Linked DNA regions of Homo sapiens: region 1 is linked to region 2. The links are chromatin loops, found by intact Hi-C in ENCODE. Cell type or tissue: OCI-LY7. All regions are shown on one strand. Links, peaks and the distances in the headings refer to the core of each region. The heading gives the core; the rest is flanking DNA. Region 1 overlaps RSRC1 (arginine and serine rich coiled-coil 1). Region 2 overlaps SHOX2 (SHOX homeobox 2).

What was found. Hi-C counts contacts between places; a loop is a spot of excess contacts. Peaks named below come from ENCODE experiments on the same cell type or tissue, not always from the same donor. Only the 100,000 strongest peaks of a DNase experiment are listed, where the experiment ranks them.
Region 1: a loop joins it to region 2, with 3 times the contacts of the local background. A loop is called at or near these places in 28 of 110 quality-filtered maps.

What each region holds. Positions count from the first base shown.
Region 1 is chr3:158,430,110-158,438,454 of GRCh38, forward strand. The region is part of intron 6 of RSRC1 (arginine and serine rich coiled-coil 1); the gene reads left to right. Among named protein-coding and RNA genes, the nearest start is that of UC.134, 92 kb to the right of the region's middle. In OCI-LY7, for the core only: CTCF peaks have their summits at 4,508 and 4,708; a DNase peak (open chromatin) is centred at 4,512.
Region 2 is chr3:158,092,946-158,101,279 of GRCh38, forward strand. SHOX2 (SHOX homeobox 2) reads right to left here. Exons shown (of 5, transcript NM_001163678.2): 3 at 7,309-7,366; 4 at 6,915-7,003; 5 at 2,960-5,339. The coding sequence ends at 5,082. Among named protein-coding and RNA genes, the nearest start is that of SHOX2, 9.3 kb to the right of the region's middle. RefSeq lists an enhancer at 5,053-5,222. In OCI-LY7, for the core only: no CTCF peak of the experiment used is centred there; DNase peaks (open chromatin) are centred at 4,706 and 5,266; H3K4me3 peaks cover 1,587 bases; H3K27ac peaks cover 504 bases.

The DNA of each region.
Region 1 (8,345 bases), core at 192-8,191, 340 kb after region 2:
CAGGAAATTTCTGTTTCTTGCACTTGTGATAGTAGTGGTAATGGTGATGGTGGTGGCAGTAGCTGTAGTAGCAATAGCAGTGACAGTGGTAGTGGCTATTGTTATTTAAACTTTTTTGCATCATTTATCTTTCCAAAATGGAAAAACTTTCAAAGCAGCGATGGCAGTCATCTTTAACTTGTGATACAGTTTCCCCAGAGCTCAGAAGGACAGCAGAATCTTTGTCAACGAAGAGCTCCAGGCAGCCACTAGCATTCGACTGGAGCTGATCTGCCAGTTTTGCCTTATATTTGTGTTTTTCTTTAAAAGTTAGCTGCTCTCTGGCTACCTATTACATAATGTACCTAATATAAATTATTGGTTAAGGTGGGTACTAACCTCAGAAAAAGGAAAGAAAGGGGAAACTGGTGTCCAGACTAATGTGAAGTCATTGGAACCATCTAAGAGAAAGAAAATTCTGCGTATGTTTAACAAGTATTTCTTGAAATTCTACTGCTTACCTGTTGCTAGGCAATAGGGAAATACAGATATGAATAAGATACCCTCTTCATTCTCAAAGGACTCACAGTGGGAAGACAAACTACAAATAAACTCTTTTCTGTACCACACTATGAGCATATTGAGATCATGTTTCATTCACTATTATAACTGTATTACCTACCACAGTACCTGGTACAGTATATAGTATGTGCTTAACCAATATTTTTTGAATTAACAAGATGTAAAATATCACATCCAGTGTGGACTGAAGAGGAATTGTTAACCTGAAAAGGTTAGGAAAACTCTTTGTTGCTATTTTGGTGGTATCAAAAAATGGTTCTATAGTCAAGTAAGTTTGAGAGTCACCATATTTTATTTCCCTTTTAAAGAGTCACAAGACACATTAGCATATTGTAGATTCTGATGAGTTGTACAGTAAAGAAATAGCTTAATTTTGTCCAACTAAGTATTTTCCAAATATATTTGACCACAAAACCCTTTTAGCACCTCATTGTGTGGAACAGTTTGGGAAATACTGGTACAGCTATTTCCTGAAGCTAATCTTTAATAATTGTTTTACATTGCTAGAACACTGTGGTTTTGATAATAGCATTTAAAATCTTGATGTCATCAGCTTGGTATTCTGAGTAAATGTTTAAATAACTTAAAGATAAATCTCCACAAAATTAGATCTAACAAGGAACCTCTGTAATCTCCATCTTAACAGCTAACATAAATTTTCTATTCCAAATAATAAAAGGCAGCACACTCAAAGAACAAAGCATTTGAAACAACCCAGATTTTCTTTTTTTGAAAAAATTAATGGTAGATTTTAAAATGAAAATAAGTTATTTAGAAAGTTTTCTTTTCATTTATTCTGCCTATTTTTAAAATTAGACTAAGTTTCTCTATTAACTTTACCACAATACACTGCTTATAATGAAGACGTGTAGTACTAAAAAAAGTGGTGGCAATGAAAATTTCAAATAGAATATTTTTTATTTAATTGGTCCTATATTAAATCCTTTTGAGTTATTTCATTTTGTGGTATGTTGCTTAACAAGATTTCACATTAAATAAATATTTAAATATTGTGAATTTTAAATACCTCTTTGGGGAGAAATTCTGGTCATTCCTAATGTAGGTAAAATAGGATTTTCTAAATTGTTTAATACTGAGAATGTTGATTTTTAGGCATTAATTTCCCCTTATACATTTGTGTTATAACTTAAGTAAATTGTTTTGCCTCTGAAATATATCTTAGATGACCAAAAATAACATCACAAAACATGTTTGTTATATACTTAATTGTTTTGACCATAGAATTAATTTTAAAGTCAAAAGGGGCATTGCTTTTTCATCATTTCCAGTTCAGAATATTCAGCATGTCACAGATGTTCATGAATAATGTCCATTTAAAACTGTTGGCAAAGAGTGCTGGTGAGTTGGCTAGATGAATTAAATGTTGGGGGGATCTGACAGGCAGCACGCTGCTTTGTGATCATTCCAAAGTTCTAATAATCTCCCTCACCTTCTCTGCCTGCCACTAATGAAAGAGAATAGGTGATTGCACCTCCGGCTATGTTCTGCGCCTAATGACTCCTCCAAAGGCAGATTTATGAAGAAAAAATTAACTTTGAATGAGGATTGAATTGGCCCTGACAGTCTGATAGACTGTGACACAGATTCTGTGGCAAAACAGACGTAGCTCTAATTGATTATCAATATTTTAAGCAAAGTGATGAAAATAAGCATTAAGTGATGAGAAAGGCAGTCTTAATACAGTAGGCAGTAACCAGGACATAAGAGAGTCTATGGGGAGTTTTGCACTGATTGCTATTACTGAATTTTATCTGTCGATTTTTACCTTTGCTTCCTGGCAGCCATTGTCCCTCCTTGGTGTACTATTTTTTTTCCTCAAAAATCTATGACTAGAATGTTAATCTCACTGATAACACTGACAAAGCTATCTGCAGTCTCTTCCTCTGGAGAAGTTTGTTTAATATTTAACTCATTTTGAATTGAGGTTAGCTTTCGTAGTTTTGAAAGAACTGAGACTTTTTATGAAGATTTTAGATTAACAAATTTCATTCACATACTGTTTCTAAATTTAGTACTATCCATGAAATATAAACTAGCCTAAAATATTGCATATTGCATGTCACATATTTCTCATAATATCAGGCATTATATCCTTTACATAATTTGTAGCATTGACATCATTTGTAGCCTTCATCTTATGAATAAAATGAAGACATTTATCTAGAAATACTATATATATATACACACACAGAGTGAGTCTATGTATATATACTATAGTTACTTACAAAATATATTTTCAAACTAACAACAGAAATTCAACTTAGATAATTATATGTTCATGTGATGCTTCGTAAGTTAATTTAATAACACTTGAAATTGTTATATACCTTTTTCCTTATAAGTTATATTTAGTCCTCTATATTAAAACAGAGAAAAAAGATCACTTAAAAAATCAGTAGCAATTTCATTCAGTGTTAAAATTGATGAGCCAAGAACATACTATATAACATCACGTAATGCTGTGCTTGCTTACTATTAAATAGGTTTTAGATAAATTAGCTTATTTAACACAGAAACTATACGTATTTTTTCTTGTGGCAAAATACTCTGAATTATTAGTCATCAGTATTTATATTGTTTTGTGAAATTAATTTCAGCCAGAAATTGTGCAATTATTGAAAACTTGAAATTCTCCAGGTTACTTTGGAGAAAGTGAGTCATTTTTATTTTTCCAAAGGTCTCCCCAAGTAAGTTATTAGAGGCAAAAATAAGGTAATACAGAGATGCTACAGTACAATGCTTCTCAATCTTTCTCATGTCATGAAATGCAAAAGGATATATTTCGTTGGTACACCAGGTTAAACTGGTGAGGCTGCTCTTGGCCAAAGGCTACTGCTCTCAAACTCCAGCCACCTCAGACCCTGCCTGGTTGTCTGGAGGGCTGAGAGGATGATATTTTAGCACACATATTACTTAGTAGTAGCTAAATAGTTGGGAAGCTCTGAGTGTATTGCAGATAGAGAACTACATTTATAAAGCCCAGATTGAATAATAATGGTTTGAAAGTTAAATCTATCTAAAATCTGTCCAAATATCTAAAAACAATTCTAAAAATCATCCTATCTAGAAAGAGAAGAACAAATATATCTCTAGACATAATTTTTGTTAGATGGATTGCTGATCTTAATTGTATTTTCCACTTAATGTTGGTTGTAATATCTGCTAAGATTATTCAAATTTTAATCTTTGTTTTGACCCCTATTAAAGCAGAATATATATTTAAACTTTATTCTCTGAAAAATGTTAAATAAAATAAAGTTATCTCTTGGCAGAATAATATTGTCACTCATTCTTAGAGAGTCTAGAATGATTTTTTGAAACTCCAAAGACGTTAAAACTAATCAAATCCAGCTCTTAGTTGACTATTTAAGAAATAGCAGCTCAGATCACAATTAGATCACTGCTATGCTAAAACTAAAATCCAGTTTTCCCGATTCCGAGGCCATTCCCTTTCAGCTCTACTCTGTGATGTTTAAAAATCTTCATATGAGAACTTCCAAAATGTTATAAATTATAAAATTCACATATTCTTTTATAGCTGTAAGAAGTAATTTGCTAGCAATTTTCACTTATACATTAGGTGATGCTTTTAGGTAGGGTTTCAGTAAGGTAATGTCAATTTTTCTAATTCTTTATTTACAGTGTCTTCCCAAAAAAGCCTGACATTTTCTGTTTTAGTGTTCAAAATATCCAGTGAAAAAAAATGGAAAGCTATTCATCGTGCTGAAGTTTACTTTGTGCTAAAAATTATTTTATTATAAAGGAATTATATTCTAGTAAAAATAGATTAAGAAACATTCTAGTTTGGATAAGAATTCTACAAACACCGATATTGGGTACTTTGTCCTCTGTCATTCCATTTGTTAACATTCCAACAGACAGAAGAAGCAGACAGATACATTATTCTTTTTGCGCCACCTAGCGAAACTCGGGTGCTGTATATTTACCACACTATACCCAACTTGCAATGTGTGTTACACTTAGCTCCTGCTCATTACACCTGTAAGAAATTCACAAAAGAAAAAAAGAAAGCTCTAACCCCACTAACATTGACTTTTCATCATATTTTGGTAAATTTTTGAAGACTGAAATATTATTAGTAAAAATATGAATACTTATGCTCAATTCTGAAGGCATTGCCTTGAACAAAAGACATCACATGGGGGTAAAGTTTTTAATTATGCTCTTCCAGTTGTAAATACAAGATTTTACCAAATGAAAGTACATTCTGGAGTAACATTCAAAGTACTGAAAAGAGATGGGATGAAATTAGATTGAAGACTGTACAAAATATTTTAAGGATCTCAAACTCATTAAGTGTTTTTTATTTAATGAGGTTTTCTTTTATCATAAATCAAAAATATTGGTAAAATAACTTGTGCCACACTTATGCTTTGAAATGAAAATAGTAATGTTGTGTAATGCTAGACTGACTGATTTGTAGTTTGAAAGAACACTGTGTTAAAGCTTCTATTTATCTATTTTTTTAAAATTTGTGTTTCAAGTGTTTGAAGTGAAATCTCTTGCATTTTTTTTAATTAATACTACACAAGCATTCTGCTGCTTAACTTGTAGGTCTTAATTTTTAATAATATTAAATTTCAAGGTCATGCTTTCAGAATGCTGACACAAGATAAAATAATACTATTGTCAGTGTCATTGTTTTATGTTGATGTAATAAAAAGTACCTAATGTAAAAAAATAGAAAAAATAATTTATCCAGTAGGAGAAAATTGTTCCTTATGTATCTAAATTTGTTGTGTATGAGGAAATATAGGACTTGTGGTGGCTGTAACTATAGTTCTGAAGATTTTTATTTGATTTGACATATGATTACTCTGAAAATTCATAAGATTTACTGCTCTTAAATATGTGCTATAAAGATATAGATATAAATATATGTGCTATAAAGATAAAGATATATAATTTAAAGGTATATATTTACTTTCACTTTGAAAGTATATATTTCTAATTTTTAATATTGAATTATACCCTAAATGAATTTTTTAGTAAGGGAAGACTTTACGCTTAGAAAATTGTAGATAAGCATGTTTATACATGAGTGCAGATATATAAAACGTACATCTTCTAGTTAAAACATACATCTTTTAACTAGAAGATGAGGTTTTAACTTCTTTTAACTAGAAGATGTGTGTTTTATATATCCACACATATATCTTAAAAAGAGAAGTTTTGAGGAGTTATGCCAGATTTTATATCTGAATATTAATATTCATATGGCTAGAATGGAATGTACTAATTAATGTAATTTTTTGAGACACTGATAAATCTCAGAATGTCCTTTCTTGTCTTAAATGTTTCTAAAACATTTAAGTAACATGAACAGAATTAAATCTTTAATGTATTAACATTCCTCAGAGTCATCATTTTGTGAGTTAATTTTTACTTTAGTTCAATAAACATTTATCGAGGAGCTAATGAGCCATGTCTGATATGACACTATGCTAAAATCAGTAAGATATCGGACCTCAAGTAGTTGGCAGTCTAGTGGGGAAGAAAGACACTTGTTCAATTGGCTATAGTAGAAAAATACAGTTTTCTCAGACCTAAGAGGAGGAATTAATGTGGACTGAGATAATAGGGCAATGCATCATGGAGCAACAATTAGTGTTGTTGAATATTATGAGTGTAGATAAAGCAAGTATGAACTACAGAGCTAAATTTGTAGTTGTGACACAGCATCTCCAGAAACTTTAAAAATATATATATATATCTTCTCAAATTATAAAGTGAAAAAGATTCAGCAGTAGTCTGCTTAAAAGTACATGTGCCCACACGTGCATGCATGCACACATACATATATACACACCAGATTCTATACAATTTCTCGGAAATATTGGAGAAACCACTTTACATATACTTAGTACATATTTCCCTAAATGAAATTTTGTTGTAAGAAAAGGATTCATTACTAGAAATTTGTACATTGATTTTTTAAGTGTACAAATTATATCATAAATAGAACAGACACATGCATTTTAAACAATAATTACTATATTTAAAAGCTAATATCTATAAAGGTATATAGATAATATTGTATATTTTATATAAATACAATATGCTACCCTGGGCTATAATACTATTGTGAGTGGTTGGCATATATGAACTCATTCAACTTTTACAATAACCCTGTGGCTTATGATGGAAGTATTATTATCAATACAATTTCAGATGAGTTAACTAAGACACAGAGAGATTAAGATACTTGTTGCAGATCTCATAGCTAGTAATGGATAGAGCCAGGATTCAAACCGAGACAGTCTGGCTTCAGAATCCATTCTTTAAATATCTCTGCTATAATACCTCATAGTAATTCATTTTATGGCTAGATTAATAGATAATTCTATAGAAGAGGCCATATTGAAGAAACGTCTTCCAATTCTTTTTATAGATGTACACACACACAAAAAAAAAAACCTTTGGATGGGGATCTGAAGAATATACTATCCTACCAAATTCCCGGGGTAGTGTGTTATATGTAACCAGAAATCAGTATAAATAAGTAATATTTTGCTATTTGCTATTTTGATGGAATAAGTGTTTTCACCTATTATAGCTTATTTTCTCACAAGTATTTTATTTCCTTTTCTAAAATTGAAAATGGTTTAATAATGGTTAATTTAGTAAGCACACATTGGCACTGGGCTGAGTTTTGAGGAGGCAAATGTGAATAAGAAACAAATATGTTAAATAAATGGTTACAGTATAACTGGCAAACCGAATCCAGCAGCACCTCAAAAAGCTTATTGACCATGATCAAGTCAGCTTCATCCCTGGGATGCAAGGCTGGTTCAACATATGCAAATCAATAAACGGAATCCATCACATAAACAGAACCAGTGACAAAAACCACATAATTATCTCCATAGTGCAGAAAAGGCCTTCAATAAAATTCAACAGCTCTTCATGCTAAACACTCTCAGTACACTAGGTATTGATGGAACATATCTCAAAATAAAATAATAAGAGCTATTTATGACAAACTCACAGCCAATATCATACTGAACGGGCAAAAACTGGAAGCATTCCCTTTGAAAGCCAGCACAAGACAAGGATGCCCTCTCTCACCACTCCTACTCAACATAGTGTTGGAAGTGCTGGCCAGGGCAATCAGGCAAAAGAAAGAAATAAAGGGTATTCAATTAGAAAAAGAGGAAGTCAAATTGTCCCTGTTTACAGATGACATGACTGTATATTTAGAAAACTCCATCATCTCAGCCCAAAATCTCCTTCAGCTGATAAACAACTTCAGCAAAGTCTCAGGATACAAAATCAATGTGCGAAAATCACAAGCATTCCTATACACCAGTAACAGACAAACAGAGAGCCAAATCATGAGTGAACTCCCATTCACAATTGCTACAAAGAGAATAAAATACCTAGGAATCCAACTTACAAGGGATGTGAAGGACCTCTTCAAGGAGAACTACAAACCACTGCTCAAGGAAATAAGAGAGGACACAAACCAGTGGAAGAATATTTCATGCTCATGGATAGAAAGAATCAATGTCATGAAAATGGCCACACTGTCCAAGGTAATTTATAGATACAATGCCATCCCCATCAAGCTGCCAATGACTTTCTTCACAGAATTGGAAAAAACTACTTTAGAGTTCATATGGAACCAAAAAGGAAACCACATAGCCAAGACAATCCTAAGCAAAAAGAACAAAGCTGGAGGTATCATGCTACCTGACTTCAAACTATAATACAAGGCTACAGTAACCAAAACAGCGTGATAC
Region 2 (8,334 bases), core at 335-8,334:
TGCCTTCAGGCATAGGGCAGGGCAAGCACTTGCTTTCAATATGATGTTTAACACTTTTTATGTTTTTATTTTCGTCATCTTGAAAACATGCTAGTAAACATCCAAACATACTGTAAAGATTTAAAATTTGGGGTGTGTATACGTATATCAACAGGAGTTATGAATTATGTATATTGCAGGCCTATATAAATTAGATTTTGAAGAACAAGCATCACAGTAATCAAGCGGGTCATAATAAGACATTCCATGTGAAATGTAAAAACTACCTTGAATAAATTATCTGTAAGTTAACATTCTCATTAGAATGACATATTTATTATTTCTGGGTTTGTGATATTGCTTTAATGTATTTTGGCTAACTGTTTTAATGGCATATTAAGAAACCATTTCAGGCCTTTTTTCCCCGTTGGAATTTGCAGACTTTTATTTCCGTTTGAACTAAAATAATATAATATTAAAAACAATCCCCCACTTCCCAATGTACAATACCATTTTCTTCTGCCCAGAAATATTTAATTAAAGCAGGATATAACCTCAGTAATTATTTTTACACAGAATGACTCTTAAATTAATAGTCAGTTGTATGACTAAAAATTGGGAGACTGACAATCAAAACAATCTTAAATGCTTTGTTTATGTGATGAAAATGAGTGATCCTTTAATTCCCTCACACACATTAAACTGATTTCACAGATTTTCTGTACTGGTGTTTAACATAGTCAAGTGCTTGAGGTTATGTAAAATAAACAATCTTGAGATCTTATTGCAAATGTTTGCAATTTATGATGTAAACTGATTTGTGAAGAAAAAACAGGATCCTATGTCGCTGAAGCCAAAGAGGCATTTTTCAGAAATCAAAATAGTTCCGAAATTTGAGCATTGCATTATACTAAAGTATTACCATCTGAGGACCCAAAAAAGTTATAAATCTGGGGAAAAACTCAAAATAGATGTACATCAGTTCAGCTCCAAGCAAAGGCACCGATCTTACTATCTTACTGTGTCTCTTGTATCATAGGGTCCTTAACACTAATGATGTCTTAAACAATCTCTTTTAACTCAGTTTTTCCCAGTCATTGATTTTGCAACTCGGGAAGGTTTTGCATGCCCAAAAGATTTGGGGAGCAGAGGATGGGGGTGTCCTTTATTAATTATATTAGGATTATTGAGTTTCGACCCAAACTACAAGCATGTTGGGCCTTATTTAAATTTAAAGTGAATTCCTCAGACCCCTTCTTGGGATGGTTCGGGGAACTACGAGTTTGGAACTCTTGTTCACACACCGAGGCGCCTGCCCCAGAGTTTGGACACTGGCATTCCGGGAGAGCAGGCCTTGCGGGAGTCTGGACCCGAAGGGCGAGACTCCACAGGGCCAAGGAAAGCGGCCTCTGTCCTCCGTTAGTCTTGGGGGAGCAGACGCAAGAGGAGGCAAGGGCGCCGCGAGCTCCCCGGATGCACTGGTCCCACAGGCCGTGCCCGAGTGGAGCACTGCGAATGGGGCCAAGAAATTTTGGCCTTTCTCGCCGGACCTGGCTGCCTCCGCGGGCCTCTCCGCCTACCGCGCTCCCGCCGCGGCCCGACTCCCGCGGGTCTCCGCGCCGAACCCACCTGGCTCCTATCGCACGGGACATTCCCGACCCACCCACGCCGCGTCACTGAGCCTCTGTACCGATACCCGGCGCCTCCGCCAGCAGGGCCTGGACGCACCGCCTCCTTTGACCTCGGGCTTCCCCCGCGCTCCGCTGCTTGGGGCAGACTGGCCCCGAGAGGGAGCCACCATCTCCCCTGCTCCAGGGTCTCCAGGGTCCGAACCCGTGTTGGGATCTGGGTTAGGATTAGGGTTTGGAGCTTGGAGCCTGCCTGTTAGGACCCCCGGCCCCGGCGCCGACTGGAGCTCGCTGGAGGCCACAGGACCACGGCGGATGGCCTGGCTGCTTCAGGGCGTACCATGCCCGCAGGCAGATGTTTATTATTAAAAACTACCGACGTTCATCAACCAGGAGACCCGCAAGGCCTGCGCACTGAATACGGCCCAAATCCTGTTCAGTGGTCTTTGAAAGTTAAAAGAAAGAAACCTATCGCCCACGTCTATGCTGAGGAACAGCTTTGAATACGAGCTAAGACCTGGGAGAGGGCCAAGTGGGGGTGGTGGGGAACACTGCTGGAGGATGTGGGGCTTTGGCAGGGGTTTTACGCACCCTCCAGCACGAGGGTGGGGGGTCCCAGGGGACGCTCAGGACTCTTTCAGTCTTTGCGGAAGGTCCCGTCATCACAAGAGCCCGCGCGGGAAGGAAAGTTCCTGCCTTGGACATGGTCAGGGCCGAGTCTTCAAAGTCTCCAACTATCCCCACACAGGCAGCACCTTTGGGCTTTACTAGTGGGATTTCTTCCAGAAGGGGGCCACGACATGGGGAGAGAGAGCTCCTCATTATTTTCAAGGCCAGGCTTTTCCTAAACCCGATTCTGGCTTCCACCTTCTAAATTTAACCAATGAAGAAGCTGCTTCAGCCAACCCTAAACAGGAGTGTCAGATGGGGAATCCTCCCTCCACAGTGCCCTGGCCTGCCCGCCTTTGCGGCTCTTTTCCCGCTCCGAAGTCAGCACCTGCCCCGCTCCAGAGAGGGTCAACGAACTGGGACTGATTGTCGATTATGCCATACCAAACCCAGGTTGATTTCGCTCCGCAGGATCCCTCCTTCCTTCCTCCCAAAAGTGTCCCCAGATAAAGACTGGAATTATAGCAAAACGAATAACGAGAGTCCATCTTGGGGAAGGAAGTTACTCTATCCTATGTTATTTTACTTCTTATCTGTTCTTTCATTAATTTGGTATAACCCTGTTTCTATGCTGGGTGGATAAAATGGAGGGGGCCGGCGGAAATGCGCTCAGCGCTAACGACAGCCACAGAGCCACCCTTCTTACTGCCCCTTGACTGCGGCACGTAAGAGCAGAGGCAAGCGCTTTTCCAAGTTGGTATATTCGAGAGAGTGATACGCATTAATCAAAAGGGAAAGACTATCCCGGATATTTTAATAGTAACAGGAACAAAGATGACTCGAACCCCATCAAATGAAACGATATTTTCATTCAATTGATCGCAAAGTGTCTTCAATTAATAACTTGGCACTTATTTAAAAGGTTTAACAGAATTGGAGGCGACACATTTTGTACTGACAACACGTCATGAGATAACATCTTTTGTTTAAAATAACTTAATACACTAGAAAAAAATATGTCAAATATAAATAATTTTGTTTTCATGGAGAACAAATAGTTACAAAGCTCAACCGCATACCAAAGTTCAGTTAGAAGAGCTTTTCCTCTTTCTTGTAAATTAGAAGGTAAAACAAAAACAAAAACAAAACCCCACAAACTTAGGCTTGCTAGCGAATTGGGATACAGACTGGCTTAGTCCAAGGTATCCCAGTTTAAATAGCTACATGAATTGAAACAAACAACCAAAAGAAAAAAAAAAACAAAAAAGAAACAAACAAACAAAAAAAAAAGGTTACTTGAATAGATACACCTTTGTGAGATAAAATGCAAATGTTGAAAGTCAGTCCACACATTATAGTCAAAATAAACTTTGTTCGTGTGTATCAACATATCTTACACAAACCTAGTGCCTGTATCTAGCTGGGTGTTATTTAAGGTGAATTTGACGGGATAGAGAGGGGGAAATAAACCACTGTCTTCAAATAGGACTTCAGGAAACCAACAAGAAGGAACACAAGAAAAGGGGAATGGTGGGAACTAATACTGATTGAGCGCCTACTGTGTCTGGCACAGCGAGGCGCTGTACCTTCATTATTTCATTTGGTGGTCTTGTTTTCTTTTTCCTTTCCCCACATATTCTGCCCACCTCTGTCTTCTTAGGACAATGAGTGTAATTTTTTCCCTTTCTGACTTTTTTCTTTTGTTCCCCAGGATCAAAGACAGGGCAAATATATATATATATATATATATATATATATATATATATATATGGCAAATATATGATATATATATATGGATATATATATATCAATTTCCAGATACTTTTGGTATTGTTTTTCATAGTGAAGATGAAAATGGAGTGAGTGCATGGGAGATAAGGGGGTGGGAGGAGACACACCATCAATGGAATACAAGTAACATGCAAACCGGAATTTACTGTCAGCAGTCCAGACAGTTTTGCCATAATAATTTCTCAGAGAAATCATTGTCTGTGGCATTTTTTTGTGTTAATATTATTTTTCTCTCTCCTCGTTTTAATATTTTCTCTTTTCTTGCTCTTCCATACATGGTGGGTTTAAACTCAAAGCATCTGATTCAACGTAAAAGGAGGCCCGCCTCTCTCATCAAATTTCTCGTGTTAACGTGAACTTCGCAGAAAAAGGTCAGTTTCAAAACCTGTGAACTTCCCAGCTGCGCACTTTTTTCATCTTAGTTTTTTAAATAAGTATACCTCTTCTTTCTGCTTTGCCTTCTTAGCGCATTTTTAAAAACACACATTTAAGTTGGTAACTCCCCCCAGTCTCTCGAGAATCGTCTGGGTTGTTTTTCCATATTTTTAAATGTATAAAATACTTTAATTTTAAAATTTGTTTTTGCTCCTTGGTTCTCCAATTTCAGCTTCTGCCAAATAGCAGTTAAGAAATAAGTTCCCTTCCTCTTTTTCTCTCCCGTTTGTCTTTCGATTTTTTTGTTTGCTCATTTTTTCATTGTTAACAAGATTTTTTTTTCTATGCAAGAGTCCATCGTTGCAGCTTTGCGGTGAGCCAAACTCCGCGGTTCCAGCACTCCCCTGTCCAGTCTCTCTCCAGACTCCCCCAAACCCGCTCCTACAAAACCCAATTCTAGGCCCTCGAGTAGGAAAACGGGCAGGAGCCACGGAGCCTGCGTGCCTCGTGAGATCCCTGGTCCTGCGTGGAGTCTGGCTTTCCGAGTCCAAGATGCGATAGGGGACGAGGGATGGTCAGTGAGGCGGGAAGAGGGCCGGCTCCCGAGGTCTCAAAGGGGTAACGGAGAAGCAGCGGGGCGCGGAGGGCGTGCAGGCTGAGTGCCGCGGGACAGGCGCGACATTGGTGCTGGCGTTGGCGTCACAGACCCAGGGCTGCGGCGTGCTTTTTGGCTTTCAGTCTGAGATCGGCGATGCTGGAGTTCTTGCTGGTGGTCTTGGCGGCTGCTGCGGCCGCCACTACCGAGGCGGCGGAAGCCGAATCCGCGGCCAGCGTGGCGAGCGGCAGTCCGAAGGGCGGTGCTGGGAACATCATGTAGGGCGCGTGCGCGGCCAGGTGCGGATGCAGGTGGTGGTGCGCGTGCGCCACAGCGCTGTCCAGCTGCAGCTGCGCCTGAACCTGAAAGGACAAGGGCGTCACGTTGCAATGACTATCCTAGGGTGACAACAGAATAGAAACAGAGCATTAACGGCGTCCAGCTTGGCCAGAGAGAGAGTTGGGTTGTGTTTGGGCACGGGGAGAGGGCATTTGGCTGTGCATCTTGTTCCGACAGTGACCTTCTCAGCCTGTTGCTGAATCTGGGGTTCCACATGGATACTCCAGTGTCCCCTGGGTCTCCGAAACTCGCTTAGGGTAGGCTTATTTCCCCGGACCCCGGGAACCCCCTTCTGCAGGAATGTGGCCGTCTCCCCTGGGAACTGGGCTGAAATGGTATATTGGAAAGACTGCGGGTGAGGACCCTTACCCTCTTCTCTTGATGCTGCCATGCATCTCTTACCCCACTACCAAAACAACGGAGTATCAACAAGCAAACTACGCAACTTTTTAATGTCATTCAGGGAAGTTACTCCATCTTCACCACAATAGGCACAATTGTGAGTCGGTACTTCTAACCTTTATTGCCATAACAATTACCCAGGGATCTCGTTAAAATTCAGATTCTGATTCGCAAGGTCTAGGTTGGGGCCTGAGATTCTGAATTTCTAACAATCTCCCAGACGGTGTTGTTGCTGCTGGCCCAAAGATTACCTTTTGAGTAGTAAAGGTCTCCTTTTAAAGTCACCCCTCCCTCTTTCTTCAGTCATTCTCTCTTGTTTCCAAAGCCAAGCATCAGGATGCCAGAGTCCTGTGGCACCAAGAGAGCTAAGATCTCCCTAACACCGACTCTCAATTCATGGTCACACCTATCTGTCTCCCCGGTCCAAGTCACTGGAGACTGAGAGCTAATTCATGACATCACAGGCATGCCAAGCAGGGGTCCTGGCTGAGGATAGGGAAGGTCAGACACTGGTTGGGAAAGGATTTCGCCCTCAGGCTTGGAAAGTGGGGAGTTCAGAGCACTGGGATTTCCCAGGATTAAATCATTGCTGCAGGCTGTCCTTTTAAAATGTACTCTTAAAGGTTTCTTTATGGCTAAGGGATTGCAAAGGCAGGGCAGCCCTGGGAAGACCAAGACTTCTCTCTTTACCAGAGATGAAGCTTTGTTTGCAGAAACAGATTTAAAAACAAAAGAACGAAAAAACAAAAGTATGAGCTGGGAGTACTTGTGTTTATTTTTCTTCTGTCAGAGTTATTTAATGTGACTAAGAGGTAGAAAATACCTAGAAAAGTATCTAGAGGGTTGCCTTAGAAATACCTTAGGACTAACCTCTGTATTGGATTTGACAAAATCTTAATCAAAAGGCTTTTCCTTCCTCTCTCTCTAAGGGCAATCTTTAGTGTATTTTTAAAGGACCAGTTACTGCCCCCAGGCCCCTTCAGGGATTCCCATGAGGACAGAAGGGACTAGGCATTCAGGCCTTTAATACCGTATAGGTTTTTAAAGGGTAGTGGGTCCACTATATCATCTCAAAATGATTCTCCAACTATGCAGACATTGACATCTGGGCTCAGAGACAGGTGATGTTCAACAGTTCAAGCAAACATTCAGGTATTTTCATATTTAAAAACAGCTTGAAACTAGGCTGTACTTGCCTGCTGAAATGGCATCCTTAAAGCACCTACGTTGACATAAGGTGCGACTCTACAAGCTTCAAACTGGCTGGCGGCCCCTATGAGAACACCTGTAAAAAGTACAAGAGAAAAATAATGTGAGGTTAACGTTTGTAGCATTTTTCAGGGTTCCAAAGGGTACAAGACAGAACGAATTCCTTTGAAAATGGACTATTATCTTTCTAAACTGCATCCAAAATTTAAATAAATGTAACTTACTCCCAAACTTTAGGACTCCATTAACAGCCTTTGAAGATTATTAAGTCAAGAACTATTGTCATTTTTGAGGTTCCTTTTTTTCTGTCATTGTAATAGTAATATTCACTACTTCTCTCTTTGCTCAGACTATCAAATGTTCCTTGTATAAGAAGCATACCTTTATGGAGTTGATTTTCTTGTTTTCTACATTTAGCTCTTCGATTTTGAAACCAAACCTATAGGTTGGAGGGGGAAAAAAAATAAAACCTAGATGTTATGACTAAAAATTTTTTTAAATTACAAAAGTACAAAGAGAAAAGAGTCGTGGTTTAGACAAGAATTGGGAGATACAGCAAGCAATCTTTGAATTGTATAAAACAGCCTCAAATTCCAAAGTTAAACATGTAAATTAACTACAGAAATAGAAAGATAGATTTTATAGACTTTCACAAGATAGATTACTATTAGTCCTGATTTCATCTTTTCACATAACAGAGTCCCCATGGCCTAAAACTCTGCTTGGTACCTGATACCAACATGATAATGGTTTAGATATTTGCCCAGTTAAGACCTGAGAAGAATGTGTTCATTAATAGCCTGTAATGTTAATTAGCTTCATCTTAAAGAAAAACCAAACACCAGAGCAAATAATGACTCCTTTGCGGAGAAGGAGTTGTAAGGGTTGGGGAGAGGTAATTAGTGTCATAAAAGCCTCACTACAAAGAAGTTTAGAATTTCTCTGTTCTGCTGTGCAGCAGAGTGAAACACAGTAGCAGAATAATTGTGCACCATTATCATGATAATCTAATTTGCTTCTTTAGAAAAAGCCACTGTTTGCAGTTAGGATAGTAGGAAAACATCTAGAAAATAACTAAAATGTAAATAAAAGTATGAAACAACAATAAAGTTCACTTCTTAAGAGAAAAAAAGAAGAGCACTCAGCGAAAGGAGAATGAAGTATATATAAAGCAAGTAACTCTTAGGTACTTTGTTCTCCTGGATGTTACCTGCTTAAACTTGACAACTTTTACAGGCAGTATGACAGATTTTTTAAAATTCAAATAAAGCTTGCTTTTGTATTCCACTTTCAATAATAAAGCATATTGATTGACTCACAAATTAAAGTTTTTAAAACCCCATTAAAGTAAAAATACTGCTTCAGAGCTTTCATTGGTATGTTTTTGAAAGCAAGTGTCATAGTCAA